2 separate regions of the Homo sapiens genome follow, and region 1 is linked to region 2. A link is an interaction called in ENCODE POLR2A ChIA-PET data of the cell type or tissue named here. Cell type or tissue: Panc1. All regions are shown on one strand. Each heading gives the region's core, and the rest is flanking DNA. Links, peaks and the distances in the headings are about the cores only. Region 1 has its middle 63 kb from the start of C1orf53. Region 2 has its middle 16 kb from the start of DENND1B.

What was found. Peaks named below come from ENCODE experiments on the same cell type or tissue, not always from the same donor. Only the 100,000 strongest peaks of a DNase experiment are listed, where the experiment ranks them.
Region 1: POLR2A ChIA-PET joins it to region 2 with 9 read pairs; 7 of 35 experiments call an interaction of 5 or more read pairs at or near these places.

The regions. Positions count from the first base shown.
Region 1 is chr1:197,835,152-197,843,497 of GRCh38, forward strand. No RefSeq gene overlaps it. Among named protein-coding and RNA genes, the nearest start is that of C1orf53, 63 kb to the right of the region's middle. In Panc1, for the core only: no CTCF peak of the experiment used is centred there; a DNase peak (open chromatin) is centred at 3,965.
Region 2 is chr1:197,787,602-197,795,947 of GRCh38, forward strand. No RefSeq gene overlaps it. Among named protein-coding and RNA genes, the nearest start is that of DENND1B, 16 kb to the left of the region's middle. RefSeq lists an enhancer at 276-776. In Panc1, for the core only: no CTCF peak of the experiment used is centred there; no DNase peak of the experiment used is centred there.

The DNA of each region.
Region 1 (8,346 bases), core at 157-8,156, 48 kb after region 2:
TTAGCAGATATACCTAATGCTAAATGACGACCTAATGGGTGCAGCACACCAACCTGGCACATATATATATATGTAACAAACCTGCACGTTGTGCACATGTGCCCTAAAACTTAAAGTATAATAACAATAAAATTTTTTTAAAAATCGTGAAAATGACCTTACTGCCCAAAGTAATTTATAGATTCAGTGCTATCCCCATCAAGCTACCATTGACTTTCTTTACAGAATTAGAATAAACTGCTTTAAATTTCATATGGAATCAAAAGGGAGCCCATGTAGCCAAGACAATCCTACACAAAAAGAACAAAGCTGGAGGTATCATACTACCTGACTTCAAACTATACCACAAGGCTACAACCAAAACAGCATGGCACTGGTACCAAATCAGATATATAGACCAATGGAACAGAACAGAGGCCTCAGAAATAATGCCACACATCTACAATCATCTGATCTTTGACAAACCTGACAAAAACAAGTAAGGGGGAAAGGATTCCCTATTTAATAAATGGTTTTGGGAAAACTGGCTGGTGATATGCAGAAAACTGAAACTGGACCCCTTCCTTACACCTTATACAAAATTTAACTCAAGATGGATTAAAGACTTAAATATTAGACCTAAAACCACAAAAAACCCTAGAAGAAAACCTACACAATACCATTCAGGATATAGGCATGGGTAAAGACTTCATGACTAAAACACCAAAAGCAATGGCAACAAATGCCAAAATTGACAAATGGTATTTAATTAAACTAAAGAGCTTCTGCACAGCAAAATAAACTATCATCATAGTGAACAGGCAACCTACAAATTGGGAGAAAATTTTTGCAATCTATCCATCTGACAAAGGGCTAATATCCAGAATCTACAAAGAACGTAAACAAATTTACAAGAAAAAAAAAAACCACATCAAAAAAACAGATACTTTTCAAAAGAAGACATTTATGTGGCCAACAAACATATGAAAAAAAACTCATCCTCACTGGTCATTAGAGAAATGTAAATCAAAACCACATTGAGATACCATCTCATACCAGTTAGAATGGCGATCATTAAAAAGTCAGGAAACAACAGATTCTGGAGACAATGTGGAGAAACAGGAATGCTTTTACACTGTTGGTGGGAGTGTAAATTAGTTCAACCATTGTGGAAGACAGTGTGGCAATTCCTCAAGGATCTAGAACCAGAATACCATTTGACCCAGCAATCCCAATACTGGGTATATACCCTAAAGGATTATAAACCATTCTACTACAAGGACACATGCACACGTATGTTTATTGCAGCACTATTCACAATAGCAAAGGCTTGGAACCAACCCAAATGCCCATCAATAATAGAGTGGATTAAGAAAATGTGGCACATATACACCATGGAATACTATGCAGCCATACAAAAGGATGAGTTCATGTCTTTTGCAGGGACATGGATGAAGCTGGAAATCATCATTCTCAGTAAACTAACACAGGAACAGAAAACCAAACACTCCATGTTCTCATTCATAAGTGGGAGCTGAACAATGAGAACACATGGACACAGGAAGGGGAACATCACATACTGGGGCCTGTCAAGGGGTAGGGGAGTAGGGGAGGGATAGCATTAGGAGAAATACCTAATGTAGATGACGGGTTGATGGGTGCAGCAAACCACCATGGCACGTGTATAGCTATGTAACAAACCTGCACGTTCTGCACATGTATCCCAGAACTTAAAGTATAACTTAAAAAAAAAAAAAGAACTAGATATACTCTTAATAATTCCTGTCAATCAAACTGATGCCCAGTATTTAAAAATTGAGAATTCATATATTGGATCTTTTAAGATGTTCTCCTCTCCACACACTAACCTTTTGTTAGGTCCATATAAATTAATTGTATATTAGTGATGCCTGCCAGAAATTGAGACTGGTGAACTGAAAGAACTCATCCATAGCCAACCAGGTATTCCCACAACCTAGTCCTGAGAGAGGTATAGAATTCTAACTCATAAAATTTAAAGGCCCATGAAACTTGATTTTGATCCAGACTAGGGTGGATATCTAAAAACTACAATGGGTGGCTTTCCAAGGAAGAGAAGATTCTTGTCATCAGGTGGGTCTCAGAGTCACCATCCCATAGAAACCTGTCTTCATTGGTGCGAGAGCCAATCCATACTTGGAGGATCCTGAAATTACCATCTAGAACTGGGATGAGGGAAACTGAATTCTGGTCAAACTGAGAGAGTAAGAATTGTGGTTCACAGTGAGGCTACTAGACTAAAAGAGACCTGAATTTAAATCAGAAATAAGGAAAAGAGTTATTGAAATTTGACACATAAAATAGCCATTATATAGAGATGCTTAGGGTCAATGCTTCCCCTGTTGCTCAGGGAGATAATGTATATAGTGGTAATAATAATATTAAAAATAAAGACATATGATAGTAGCTAATATATATTGATCAATTATATAATAAAAATCATAATCACTTATTGGCTGCTTTCTAAATGCCAGGTACTATTCTAAGTGTTTTACTTAAATTAATTTAACCCCCCTCATCTATGGGGTAGATAGTATGTATTACTCCTATATTGCAGATGAGGAAACTGAGACACAAAGAATATAATCAACTTACCTAAAATCAAATGGACAACAGTTAGCAGAGGTAGAATTCAAACTCAGGCATTTTGGCTCCAAAGTCTGCTTTTAATTAGTTTGTTATGTGTTACTTCATTTAATCTTCACAGCAACCCTCTAGGTTAGTTACTATCATTAATCACATTTTCTAAATGAAGGAATTGAAACTTAGAAAGCTTAATTTTCTCAACATCATACAGCAGGATGCATAATCCAAAGAAAAGTCCTTTTGATGACAAAGTCCACACTCTTAACTATGACAGTGTGGCACCTTCTATGGCACATTTCAGGGAGGAGTTACAAACACACTGACAAGACCTGCTTTCATTAGCCCTGGGTGTTGGGCAAGGAGTAAACAGAGCCTATGGATGATATCATCATGGGCTCTGAACAAAGCTAGGGTAGACAGGATTTGTGTCATTAGATAAGGATCTGAATGTTAAATTTTAATTTATCAATCCTACAGCTTGTATTACTTATTTTGGCCCAATTTTCCAATCTGTAAAATTTTTAAAATCATGTTAGCTCGTTGCTCTGCCTATGCAGTAGCCATTCTTTAGTCCCTTAACTTTCTTAATAAACTTGCTTTCACTTAAAAAAATCATGTTATCCCTTCCAAAGTTTGATCTTCTGAACATTTAACTTATCAATGTTTTGGAGTATTCATTCAAAAACAGTCAAAGAAACAATCAGGGCTGGGCACGGTGGCTCATGCCTGTAATCCCAGCACTTTGGGAGGCTGAGGTGGGTGGATCGTTTGAGCCCAGGAGTTTGAGATCAGCCTGGGCAACATGGCAAAACCCCTTCTCTTCTAAAATTACAAAAATTATCTAGGCATGGTGGCACACCCTATAGTCCCAGTTACTCATAGGGGCTGAGGTGGGAGCATCCCTTGAGCCCGGGAAGTCAAGGCCACAGTGAGCTGTGGCACCACTGCACTCCAGCCTGGGCAACAGGAGTGAGACCCTGCTTCAAGAAAAAGAAAAGAAGGAGAAGAGGAAGAAGAAAGAAAGAGAGAAAAGAAAAGAAATAATCAAAGAAAAACTTTCCCAGATGTTGTAACTTTCATTAAAATTTCTATAAAATTATTCCCAGCCACTCTAAATTAATACGGAAGAAGCAATTCTTTTAAAATTTCTCTCCTTCAGCTTCCTTCTTTCTCCCCTCTTTCTCTATGGACTTCATTTCTCTTCCCATCCCCCTCTTTATTTTGCCATTTCTCCTCATCATACCACTGACTCCTGAAGCTGAATCCTGTGAGTCAGAGACATGTACTTCTGGCCTTACTTCTGACTAATAACATTTCCTTGAGGACGTAACTTCCTCCTTTTTTTTGTTTTGGGTTTCTTGATCTTAAAGATGGCCACAACAATACAAGATATCCTAAATATCTCAAGCAATGATATAAAAAACAGAACCACTGCATTACTAAAAGCAGTATTTTTCCTCGTAAAATTTAGATTTAGAGTTCATCAGGTGAGCCATTATGACACTTCCTGGGTTGCCTCCTGGGGCTATAATATTCCATTTTTAGTTTTACTTTGCCTTGCAGCAAAACAATCATTTAATTTAATGAGTGCTAGTAGAACAAGGCTCCATTCAATTATCAGGTCAGATTCCTCCTATTTTTTTTTCCTCATAGAAATGTGGTAAAATGCACAAAATTGAATTAAATTTATTTCTATTAAATATCTTACCCAATGGCACCTGAGTCATTGCTTCATATTTTAAGCTTCTTTCTAAGGAAAAGAAAATCACTTGTCAAAGGATTTATGTTTTGGGTAACACACCAAAGCAGTATGGGGGAACACACACACACACACACACACACACACACACACAGAGAGAGAACAAAAAAGCCACTTACATGAATTCCTTAAGATTTATTTATACCCAAGAGATATACTGAATTTGAGTCCTTGAAATATTTTCTACCTCTCCTCAAGGTAAAGCACAAGCTACATGAAATTCTTCACTTTTCTTATGTCAGCTCCCTGAATGAGAAGACTGCTATCAATTTTCTGATAGGCAAGCAAACTAAAATAGCAATCAGAGAACTTTGGTACTGGGGTGATATAGTTTGGCTGTGTCCCCACCCAAATCTCATCTTGAATTGTAGCTCCCATAATTCCCGCGTGTTGTGGGAGGGACCTGGTGGGAGATACTTGAATCATGGCGGGGACTGTTTTCCCCATACTGTTCTCTTGGTAGTGAATAAGTCTCATGAGATCTGATGTTTTTATAAGGGGAAACCCCTTTCACTTGGCTCTCCTTCTCTCTTGTCTGCCATTAAGTAAGATGTGACTTTTGCCTCCTGCCATGATTGTGAGGCCTCCCCAGCCATGTGGAACTGTGAGTCCATTAAATTTTTTTCTTTATAAATTACCCAGTCTTGGGTATGTCTTTATCAGCAGTATGAAAACGGACTAATACATGGAGTTTTGTTTTTGTTTTGCCAGTTTATGCATTAGCCAAGTAGCATATTTTCGGATTCAGCTTGCGTTTATTGAACCTACTATGTGCCAGTCACATTTTGTCATTTAGGACCCACAAGAGCAAGCTTAGGATCCTCTGCTACGAGGAATCAATGTCTGCTGTACTGTTCCTTCTTGGCACTCATCAAAACTACAACCAACTCATTATTAATGCAATTGTTTGTTTAGTATCTATTTTCCTCCATAGGCTATAAGCTTCACAAAGGCAGAATCTGTGTGTAAATTGTTCATTTCTATAACTTCAGTGCTTAACTCAGAGCACACAGTAAATATTGCTTGAATAAATGAGTTGACAAAAACAAAAACAAAAACTGAAGCTCAGAGGTTAAAATTGTACAAGACCATACTGTTTTGTTTTGTTGTTGTTGTTTTTTGAGATGGAGCCTCACTCTATCACCCAGGCTGGAGTGCAGTGGCGTGATCTCGGCTCACTGCAAACTCTGCCTCCTGGGTTCACGCCATTCTCCAGCCTCAGCCTCCCAAGTAGCTGGGACTACAGGCGCCTGCCACAACGCCCGGCTAATTTTTTTGTATTTTTGGTAGAAATGGGGTTTCACTGTGTTAGCCAGGCTGGTCTCGATCTCCTGACCTCGTGATCCGCCCGCCTCGGCCTCCCAAAGTGCTGGGATTACAGGCGTGAGCCACCACGCCCGGCCACAAGACCATACTGTTAAATGGCAGAGCTGTGTCTAGAACTCAGAGCTTTACTCCAAGAGGAGTGCCCGTTCTCATGTTATTTTCACTTATGTTTATCAGCTGCTTTTCAGAGATTAAGAGAATACAAGAAGGAACATGGAGGCGAAAGATGGCATCCCTGGCTTAACAAAGCAGTATAGAGGGTGTTTTATTCTCCCTGATTGCCCAAACTCCAGGTCTACAAGTCCTCTGTAGACTGTTATTTATTATTTTATTTTTATTTATTTATTTTTTATTTATTTTTAGAGACAGTGTCTCACTCTGTCATCCAGGCTTGAGTGCAGTGGTACGAGCATAGCTCACTGAAACCTCAAACTCCTGGGCTCAGATGATTCTTCCACCTCAGCCTCCTGAGTAGCTGAGACTACAAGCAAACGCCACCTAGCTGATTTTATGTTTTGTAGAGAGGGGTGTCTCACTTTGTTGCCCAGGACGGTCTCAAACTCCTGGCGTCAGGCGATCCTGCTGCCTCAGCCTCTCAAGGCACTGGGATTACAGGCTTTAGCCACTACATGTGGCCTTTTCTAGACTTTTAAAGAATACTATTTCTGCAGAGAAAGACCTCTGGACTTGCACACGCTACTTACTATAGAATAAGGTGGAATTCGTCAGGTTCCCTACTGTACACTGCCAAAAGAAATCAACTAGGAAAATGGCAAAACTGTTTCACTTGTAATTTGTCTCTTTTCTGCTGTGGGGTCCTAATTACAGGAGGTTCTAGGTTAGCCTGACTTGCTACAACAAGTTTAATACTTGAAAGTGGAAATGTTTAAACCATAAACATTAGTAGATTCTAAATATATTGTGTTTTTTATTTTAAAGCATTTCACAGGAATACATTTATAACATTCTTCAAAAGAAAAATCTTCATAGTGAGAAAAAGAATTTAAAGTTTTAATAGCACACAATAAAGTCTGAAATTGTTTTACAGCATAAAATCCTTCAAAGTAATTCAGGAATAAACATCATTTTTCCTGCAAGTGTGAGTCAGGGATAAACATTACAGTAAAACATACTGTAGAGGAGTTTGTGGGACAAAGTCTGCTACTTTGTTCTGGGTTAAGATTCTGAAGTACTCTCATTCACAGTAATGATTGCCAAAATATGGGGTCATTTTCCAAGAAATTTATGTTTCTTGGACTTTCTGCCCAGCTGGTGTATTGACTTCACAGTGTTCTGTTCCAAATCTCAGTTACAGCTCATCACCAATTCAATTCTGTAGTGATCACAAAGGATGGTGGTACAGGATCTTGAGCATGTGGAGGAGGGAAGAGGAAGGGAGGTGAAATCCATCTTAACTTTGAAAAGCCCAGTGTTGATCTGCATTTTTTAGGGTGATATAGTCATTTAGACATGCTGATTGACTACAGATCCTCCCTGCTTCTGTTTTTTTTTTCCACGCAAGAGAAGACAGGCTGTTTTCGCAATAACTTTTCTCACTTCTGCCCACACTGGTGACTCCACTCCATGCTTTAAATCATTGTGTTCATGAGGTTTAAGTAAACCTCCTTCCAAAGCTCTTCAATTCAGTGGCATATTGTAAATCACCTGCTGACTTTTTCAATTGCCTGGGTATTATTTTGAGGGTCTATGACTATTTCTTTTTAAGCAGCAGATTTGTGGCAAAAGCTTGGCTGAATTTTCTTTATCATTCGTCCGATTTTAAATTTTAACCACAGAATTTCCATTAATCTCAGTCGTAGTTTAATGGATGTGCTCTCTCTCATGTTCACTAAATAATTATTTCATTTCACTAATTATGACATTGTTCTTCAGACACTTCTTGGGGGCTTATAATGCCTCACAATGACTCCTAATCAGGTTCAAACTTTTCATGTGTCTTCCTAAAGTCTAGCATTATGAAATCAAATGGTCACCAAGCTTACCTCCCACTCCTGCAAAATTACTTTCACCCTTTCAGGGCCACCGTCCTCCACATACAGCATGCTACTGCTACTTTCATGCTTTTTCCTCATAGTCTCTACAGCTTTCTAGTATGCCGCCCCCATCCTCAAGTTCCATTCAAATGCCACTACTGGGACCCATGTTGGATTCTAACTCAGATTTCTCTTTCTTCCTATTCTTCCCTTTATTGTCCACAAGCGTTTTAGATATCCATTGTGTATCAGCTTGGGCACCAGACAGACCTAGGTTGAAGTATATGTTCTACCCTTATCAATGTGACCTTCTTCACATTATTTCATACCTTTCACCTTTGCCCAGAATCTTTATCTATAAAATGAGAACAGTAATAGATTATTATGTGGATTACATGTGTATCTTGAGCGAAATGCCTAGCTCATATTATGTACTAAATATGCAAATCCCATTCCTTTTTACCCTATAATTTAATTGTTTTATGTGTCTAAGTCCTGGTATTTCAATGGAATCCCCCAAAAGAGGAGTAATTATATACACTTTTTTTTGCAACCTACAAAAAGCCTATTCTATATTGAGGCATATAGGACATGAGGAAAAAATAATAAACTGGAATAGAAATTGATCTGCTTCCTAAAAGCAAATAAATGAAGAGTGTTCAA
Region 2 (8,346 bases), core at 125-8,124:
CTCACTACTTTATGCTACAATGCCCCTAGAAACCCCTCACAGCAAAGGCCCTCAAATTGGAGACTGGTTAGGAGCCTAGGACTGTGGATAGTGGCCTCATGCCTGAAGCCATGGGGGCCGACCTGGAGCCTGGGGCTATGGGGCCAGCCTGGAGTCTGGGTGTTTGGGTGCTGGCCTGGAGGTTAGGTGCAAGATCTGGCCTGGATACTGGGGCAATGGGAGCTGGCCTGGACTTGGATCCACTGGGGCAGTCCTGGATCCTGAGTCTGTGGGGCTAGCCCAGTACTAGGGTATACTGGGAGAGCCTGGACCATTGGTATGCTGTAGTATAGGGATGTAGAGCCCAGCTTGGAAGATGGGGCTGCAGGGACTGGCCTGGTATTGGGCAAGCCTGGATCCTGTATCAGTGGGTGCTGGCCTTGGGCCTGAGGCCAGAGGACTTGCCTAAAGCCTGGGGCTGTGTGGGCCGACCTGGCTCTGGGCTGGTCTGGAACCTGGGGCACGCATGAAACCTGGCGCTCCAGGGACTGGCCTGGCCTGCATGGGCCTGGAGTCTGACTGGAGGCCAAACTAGAGGCTGGGAGATTATATCTGCAGGGAAGTTCTGAGGCTGGAGTCTGCAGAAGCTGGCCTGGAGCTGCGGTGGGTGGGCCTGGAGCCTGGGGCCTGGGGCAACAGAGGCTGTACTGTTGGAACCTAGGGCTGTCTTGGAACCTGGGACAGTGGAGGCCAGCCTGGTGCTGGAGTGGGCCTGGAGCCCAGGTCTGCAGGTGCCAGGCTGGTGGCTTGGTCTAGCCTCGTGCTGGGGTTCACTGAGATGGGCCTGATGCTGGGGTGTGCAGCAAAGTTGGGTGCTCACTTCATTCTCCTTCCCTCATGCGAAGGGTATCTCTCTCTGAGCTGCTCTATCTGAGCTTGGGGAAGGGTGTAATATGAAACTGTCCTTCCTACCCTCTTCAATGCATCTTATTTCCATGCTTCACCCAGGTGGCATAATCTCTCACCTTAGTTCTTGTGAAGGTATTTTCTTGCATGGATGGTTGTTCAAATTGATATTCCTGTGAGGGGATAAGCCCTGGAAAGTCCTATTCTATCATCTTGCTGATGCCATTCTCTATTATATTCTTTATCTGCAAACTTTCTGGCTACTCTGTGAAATTAGGGAGACCAGTAATTGGAGGATAAAAGGGCCAGATCGCTATATATTTAGATTCTAGAGTGATTAAAGTTTGGGGACACAATAGATGTAAACTCACAAACCCAGGCTCAACACCTGCCCCAGCAGCAGGCCAGCCCCAAGCTCCACACTGGTCCTTGTGGTACTAGGTTCCAGTAGACTCACGGTCCAGGCCTGCTCCAGGAGACTCAGGATCCAGGCCCACCACCATAGTATACCCTGGTGCTAGACCAGTCCCTGTAAACTGAGACTCCAGGACCACCCCTGCAGATCTATTTTCCAAGCCAGCCCCTATGGACCTAAGACCCAGGCCTTCCCTCACAAATTTAATCTCCAGGCATGCCTTAGCACCAGATAGGCTCCTGTGGACTCAGGCTGCAGGACCATCCCAGTGGACCCAGATGCCAGGCCAATCCCAGTACCTGAATGACCCCTGTGGACTCAGGCTCAAGGCTCACCCCAGCACCAGGTTAGCTCCTGTAGACCCAGGCTTCAGGCTAGGTCACACAGACATGGGTTCCCAGCCTGCACTCACAGACCTAGACTCTAGGTGCACTCCCATGGACTCAATCAACAGGTTCCACCCCAGTGAATTCAAGTGCTAGGCCCAACTCCATGGACCTGGTGCCAGGCCCACCTACCTGCTAACCCAGGCACTAGACCATTGTGCCTAAGAATGAACAGTAAGCCTATCCACAAACCATACCAGACAGCTTGCCAAGAATTTCTGCATAGGCTGACTGGTGAAGGGCTTTTCCCAAACCAAGTCAGTATGCAAAGACTGGAATAAATCTCTACTTCAAATGTGCAGACACTAACAGCCACAGAGATCAAGCACAATCAAGGAAATAGGACACCACCAAAGGAACAAATTAAAGCACGAGTAACCAATCCTAAAGAAATGAAAATTTATGAACTCTCTGACAAAGAATTCAAATTAATTGCTTTAAGGAAGCTCAGCAACTTTTAAGTTGTATAGCATGGTGCTTTATTATACATATACATTGTAAAATAGTCACAAAAATCACACTAAATAACATATCCATCAGTTCAAACATTTGGTTTTGTTTGTGTGTGTGTGATATATATACTTGAGATCTCTTCTCTTAGCAAATGTAAAGTATACATCACAGTATTATTAACTATAATCACCATGATATACATTAAATCCCTGGAATTCATTCATCTTATGATTGAAAGTTTGTGCTCTTGAAGCAACATTTCTCCATTTCTCCCACACTTCAAACTTTGGTAACAATCCTTTTACTCTCTGTTTATATGAGTTCAAATTTTTTAGATTCCACATATATGTGGGATCAAGCAATGTATGTTTTTCTGTGTCTAGTTTATTTCCTTTAACATAATATGCTCCAGGTTCATTCATGTTATTTCAAATGGCAGAAATTCCTTAAAGCTAAATAATATCTCATTGTATATAAATACATGACTTTTTTTTTTTTTTTTTTTTTTTTTTGAGACAGAGTCTGGCTCTGTTGCCCAGGCTGGAATGCAGTGTCATGATCTTGGCTCACTGCAACCTCTCCCTCCCAGGAACAAGTGATCCTCCCATGTCAATCTTCTGAGTAACTATGACTACAGGCACGCACCTGGCTGATTTTTGTTTGTTTGTTTATTTGTTTTGTAGAGACGGGGTTTCACCATGTTGCACAGGCTGGTCTTGAACTCCTGAGCTCAAGTGATCTGCCCACCTCAGCCTCCCACAACGCTGGGATTACAGGCATGAGCCACCGCACCCAGCTGACATTTCTTTTTGTCCATTCATCCACTGATGGACACATAGATTGATTCTGTATCTTGGCTATTGTGAACAGTGCTGGAATGAACATAGAAGTGCAGACATCTCTTTGACACAATGATTTCATTTTCTTTGAATATATACCCAGTGGTGGAATTGTCAAATCATATGGTAGTTCTGATTTTTATTTTTTTTATTTAGTGTTTTTTTTTTTTTTTTTTTTTTTGAGACGAAGTCTCACTCTGTCGCCCAAGCTGGAGTGCAGTGGCATGATCTCAGCTCACTGCAACCTCCACCTCCTGGGTTCACGCCATTCTTCTGCCTCAGCCTCCCAAGTAGGTGGGACTACAGGTGCCTGCCACCACGCCTGGCTAATTTTTTGTATTTTTAGTAGAGACAGGGTTTCACCATGTTCACCATGTTAGCCAGGATGGTCTTGATCTCCTGATCTTGTGATCTGCCCACCTCGGCCTCCCAAAGTGCTGGGATTACAGGCGTGAGCCACCATGTCTGGCCGATTTTTATTTTTTGAGGAAACTTCACACTGTTTTTCATAATGGCTATTCCAATGTAAAATCTCCCCTCCCCCAATAGTGTACAAGGGTTCCCTTCTCTCCACATTTTCACCAATACTTGTAATCTTCTGTCTTTTTGATAACAGCCATCCTAACAGGTGTGAGATGACACCTCATATTGGTTTTGATTTGTATTTCCCTATTGATTAGTGACGTTGAGCCCTTTCTCATACACTTTTTGGTCATTTATAAAAGTGTAGTTTTGCATGCAATAGAAATTATGTTCTTATCAGCTTAAAATATACTTTTTTAAACTATGAGATATTTATGTACTCCTCATGGTAACCACAAAGAAAAAAGCTGTAGTAGATACACAAAAGACATATATAAAGGAATCAAAGCATACCAAATCATTAAATGGCAAAGGAAGACAGTAAGAGGAGGAAAAGAACAACAAAGCAATACAAAAGCAACTAACAAAAATGCCAATAGCAAATTCTTACCTATCAATAATTATTTTAAATATAAGTGAATTAAATTATCTAATCAAAGATATACAATTGCTGAATGGATTTTTAAAAACTATATCTGACCATATGCTGCCTATAAAAGACTCACTTAAGCTTTAAGGACACATACACATTGAAAGTGATGGAATGGAAGAGAATACTTTAAGCAAATGATAACCAAAAGAGAGCATGAGTGTCTATAAATATACCTGACAATATAGACTTTGGCCAGGCACAGTGGCTCATGCCTGCAATGCCAGCTACTCGGGAGGCTGAGGCAGGAGAATTGCTTGAACCTGGGAGGCGGAGGTTGCAGTGAGCTGAGACTGCACCATTGCACTCCAGTCTAGGCAACAAGAGCGAAACTCTGTCTCAAAAAAAAAAAAAAAAACTTTAAGCAGAAAACTGTAATGAGACACAGAGAGGGTCATTATATAATGATAAAGGAATCAATCCATTAAGAGAACATAACAATTGTAAATACATATGTACCCAATATCAGAACACCTATATATATATAGTAATTAACAGAACTAAAGGGAGAAACGAAGAGCAATATAGTTGTAGTGAAGGATTTCAATATCTCACTTTCAACAATGGATAGAACATCCATACCAAAAAATAAAAATAAAAAATCAATAAGGAAAGAGTGGATGTGAACAACACTGTATACCAAATAGACCTAACAGATACATATAGAATATTCTATTCAACAGTAGCAGAATACACATTCATTTCAAGTGCACATGAAATATTCTGTAGCATAAATCATATGATAGGTTACAAAACAAGTTTCAGCAAATTTGAGAAGATTGAAATCATATCAAATATCTTTTCTGACCACAATGATATAAAACTAGAAATCAATAGCATAGAAAATTGGAAAATTTACAAATATGTGGCCATTAATACATGTCTGAAAAGTCAAAGAGGAAATGAAAATAAATTTTAATTGTATTTATTTATTTATTCATTTATTATTTTAACTTTTATTTTAGGTTTAGGGGTACATGTGCAGGTTTGTCGTATAGGTAAATTGCATGTTACAGGGATGTGGGATACAAATTATTTCACTACCCAGGTAATAAACATAGTACCCAATAGGTGTTTTTCCTGATCTTCCCTGTCCTCCAATCCTCTGCCCTCAAGTAGTCCCCAATGTCTGTTGTTCCCCTCTTAGTGTCCATGTGTTCTTGTTGTATTGCTCCCACTTACAAGTAAGAGGATGCAGTATTTGGTTTTCTGTTCCTATGTTAGTTTTCCCAGGATAATGGCCTCCAGCTCCATCCATGTTGCTTCAAAGGACATTATCTCATTCTTTCTTATGACTGTGTAGTATTCCATGGTGTATTTGTAACACATTTTCTTTACACAATCTACTGTTGATGGTTATTTAGGTTGATTCCACGTATTCACTGTTGTGAATAGTGCTGCAATCAACTTATGCATGCATGTATTTTATAGTAGAACAATTCATATTATTTTGGGTATATACCCGGTAGTGGAATTGCCGGATAGAATGGTAATTCTAAGTTTTTTGAGGATTTGCAACTGTTGTTCACAATGGCTGAACTAATTTACACTCCCACCACCAGTTGATAAGCATTCCCTTTTCTCTGCAATCATGCCAGCATCTATAATTTTTCTTTTACTTTTTAATAATAGTCATTCTGACTGGTGTGAGATGATATCTCATTGTGGTTTTGATTTGTACTTCTCTAATAATTAGTAATGTTGAGCATTTTTTCATATGCTTCTTGGCCACATATATGGTTTCTTCTGAAAAGTGTCTGTTGGCCAAGCACAGTGGCTTTTACCTATAATCCCAGCATTTTGCGGGACTGAGACAGGTGGATCGTTTGACCTCAGAAGTTTGAGATGAGCCTGGGCAACATGGCAAAACTCCATCTCCACCAAAATTACAAAAATTAGCTTGGTGTGTTGGTATGTGCCTGTGATCCCAGCTACTCTGGAGGCTGAGATGGGAGGATGGCTTTAGCCCAGGAGATGGAGATTTCAGTGAGCCAAGATTGCACCACTGCACTCCAGACTGGGCAACAGAGCAAGAGCTTGTCTCAAAAAAAAAAAAAAAAAAAAGAGAGAGAGAGAGAGAGACAGAGACAGAGGCAGAGAAAGAGACAGAGACAGAGGAAAGTGTCTGTTCATGTTCTTTACTCACTTTTAGTGAGTTTTTTTTTTTTTTTTTTTTTTTTTGCTTGTAATGTTTAAGTTCCTTATAGATTCTGGATATTAGACCTTTGCTGGATGCATAGTTGGCAAATACTTTCTCCCATTCTGTAGGTTGTCTATTTACTCTGTTGATAGTTTCTTCTGCTGTGCAGAAGCTCTTTAGTTTAATTAGATCCCATTTGTCAATTTTCTGTTTGTTGCAATTGCTTTTAGCATCTTCATCATGAAATCTTTCCCTGTACCTATGTCCAGAATGGTATTTCCTAGGTTATCTTCCAGGGTTTTTATAGTTTTACATTTTATATTTAAGTATTTAACCCATCTTTTTTTTTTTTTTTTTTTTGAGACAGAGACTCGCACTATTGCCCTGGCTGGAGTGCAATGGCACAATCTCAGCTCACTGCAACCTCCGCCTCTGGGGTGCAAGCAATTCTCCTGCCTCAGCCTCCAGAGTAGCTGGGATTACAGGTGCCTGCCACCACACCTGGCTAATTTTTTGTATTTTTAGTAGAGACAGGGTTTCACTATGTTGCCAGGCTGGTCTCAAACTCCTGATCTCGTGATCCGCCCGCCTCGGCCTCCCAAAGTGCCGGGATTACAGGTGTAAGCCACTGTGCCCGGCGTAATCCATCTTAAGTTGATTTTTGTATACGGTGTAAGGAAGGGGTCCAGTCTTGATCTTCTGCATATGGCTAGCCAGTTATCCCAGCACCAATTATTTAATAGGGAGTCCTTTTCCATTGCTTGTTTTTGTCAGCTTTGTTGAAGATCACGTGTTTGTTGGTATGCAGCCTTATTTCTGGGCCCTCTATTCTGTTCCATTGGCCCATGTGTCTGTTTTTGTAGCAGTACCATGCTGTTTTGGTTACTATAGCCCTGTAGTATAAATTTGAAGTCAGGTAGCATGATGCCTTCAGCTTTATTCTTTTTGCTTAGGATTGCCTTGGCTATTTGAGCTCTTTTTGCATTCCATATGAATTTTACAGTTGTTTTCTTCTAATTCTGTGAAGAATGTAATTGATAGGAATAGTACTAAATCTGTAAATTGCTTTGGACAGTATGGCCATTTTAATGATATTGATTTTTCCTATCCATGAGCATAAAATGTTTTTCTATTTGTTTGTGTCATTGCTAATTTTTTTAGCAGTGTTTTGTAATTCTCATTCTCATTTTGTCACCTCATTCTCAGGTGACAGTAAAAATTTGTCACCTCCCTGTTAGCTGTATTTCTAGTTTTTTTATTCTTTTTGTGGCAGCTGTAAATTGAATTGCATTCCTGATTTGGTCCTCAGCTTGGATGTTATTAGTGTATAAAAATGGTACTAATTTTTGTACATTGATTTTGTACCCTGAAACATTGCTGAAGTTGTTTATTGCTCAAGGAAATTTTGTGCAGAGGCTATGGGGGTTTCTAGATACAGAATCATGTAGTCTACAAACAGGGATAGTTTTGAATTCCTCTCTTCTCATTTGGATGCCTTTCATTTCTTTCTCTTGCCTGATTGCTCTGGCCAGGACTTGCAATACCATGTTGATCAGGAGTGGTGACCGTGGGCATCCTTGTATTATGCCAGTTTTCAAGGGGAATGCTTCCAGCTATTGCTCATTCAGTATGATGTTGGCTACAGGTTTGTCATAGATGGCTCTTATTACTTTGAAGTATATTCCTTGAATGCCTAGTTTATTGAGGATTTTTAATATGAATTGATGTTGTATTTTATAAAAAGTCTTTTCTGCATCTATTGAGATAATCATGTGGTTTTTGTCTATAGTTCTGTTTATGTGATGAATCACTTTTATTGTTTTGTGTCTATTGAACCAGCCTTTCATCCCAGAGGTAAAGCCTACTTGATCACGGTGGGTTCCCTTTTGGATGTGCTGCTGGATTCAATTTGTTAATATTTTGTTGAGGAATTTTGCATCAATGTTCATCAAGGATATTGGCTGGATGTTTTTATTTTTGTTGTTGCTTTTCTCTCTGGTTTTGGCATCAGGATGATGCTGGCCTTGTAGAATGGGTTGGAGAGGAGTCCTTCCTCCTCAATTTTTTTGGAATAGTTTCAGTAGGAATGGTACCAGCTCCTCTTTATATATCTGGTAGAATTCAGCTGTGAATTCATCTGTTCCTGGACTTCTATTTTTTGGTATGTGTTTTATTACTGATTTAATTTTTGAACTCTTTATTGGTCTGTTTGCGAA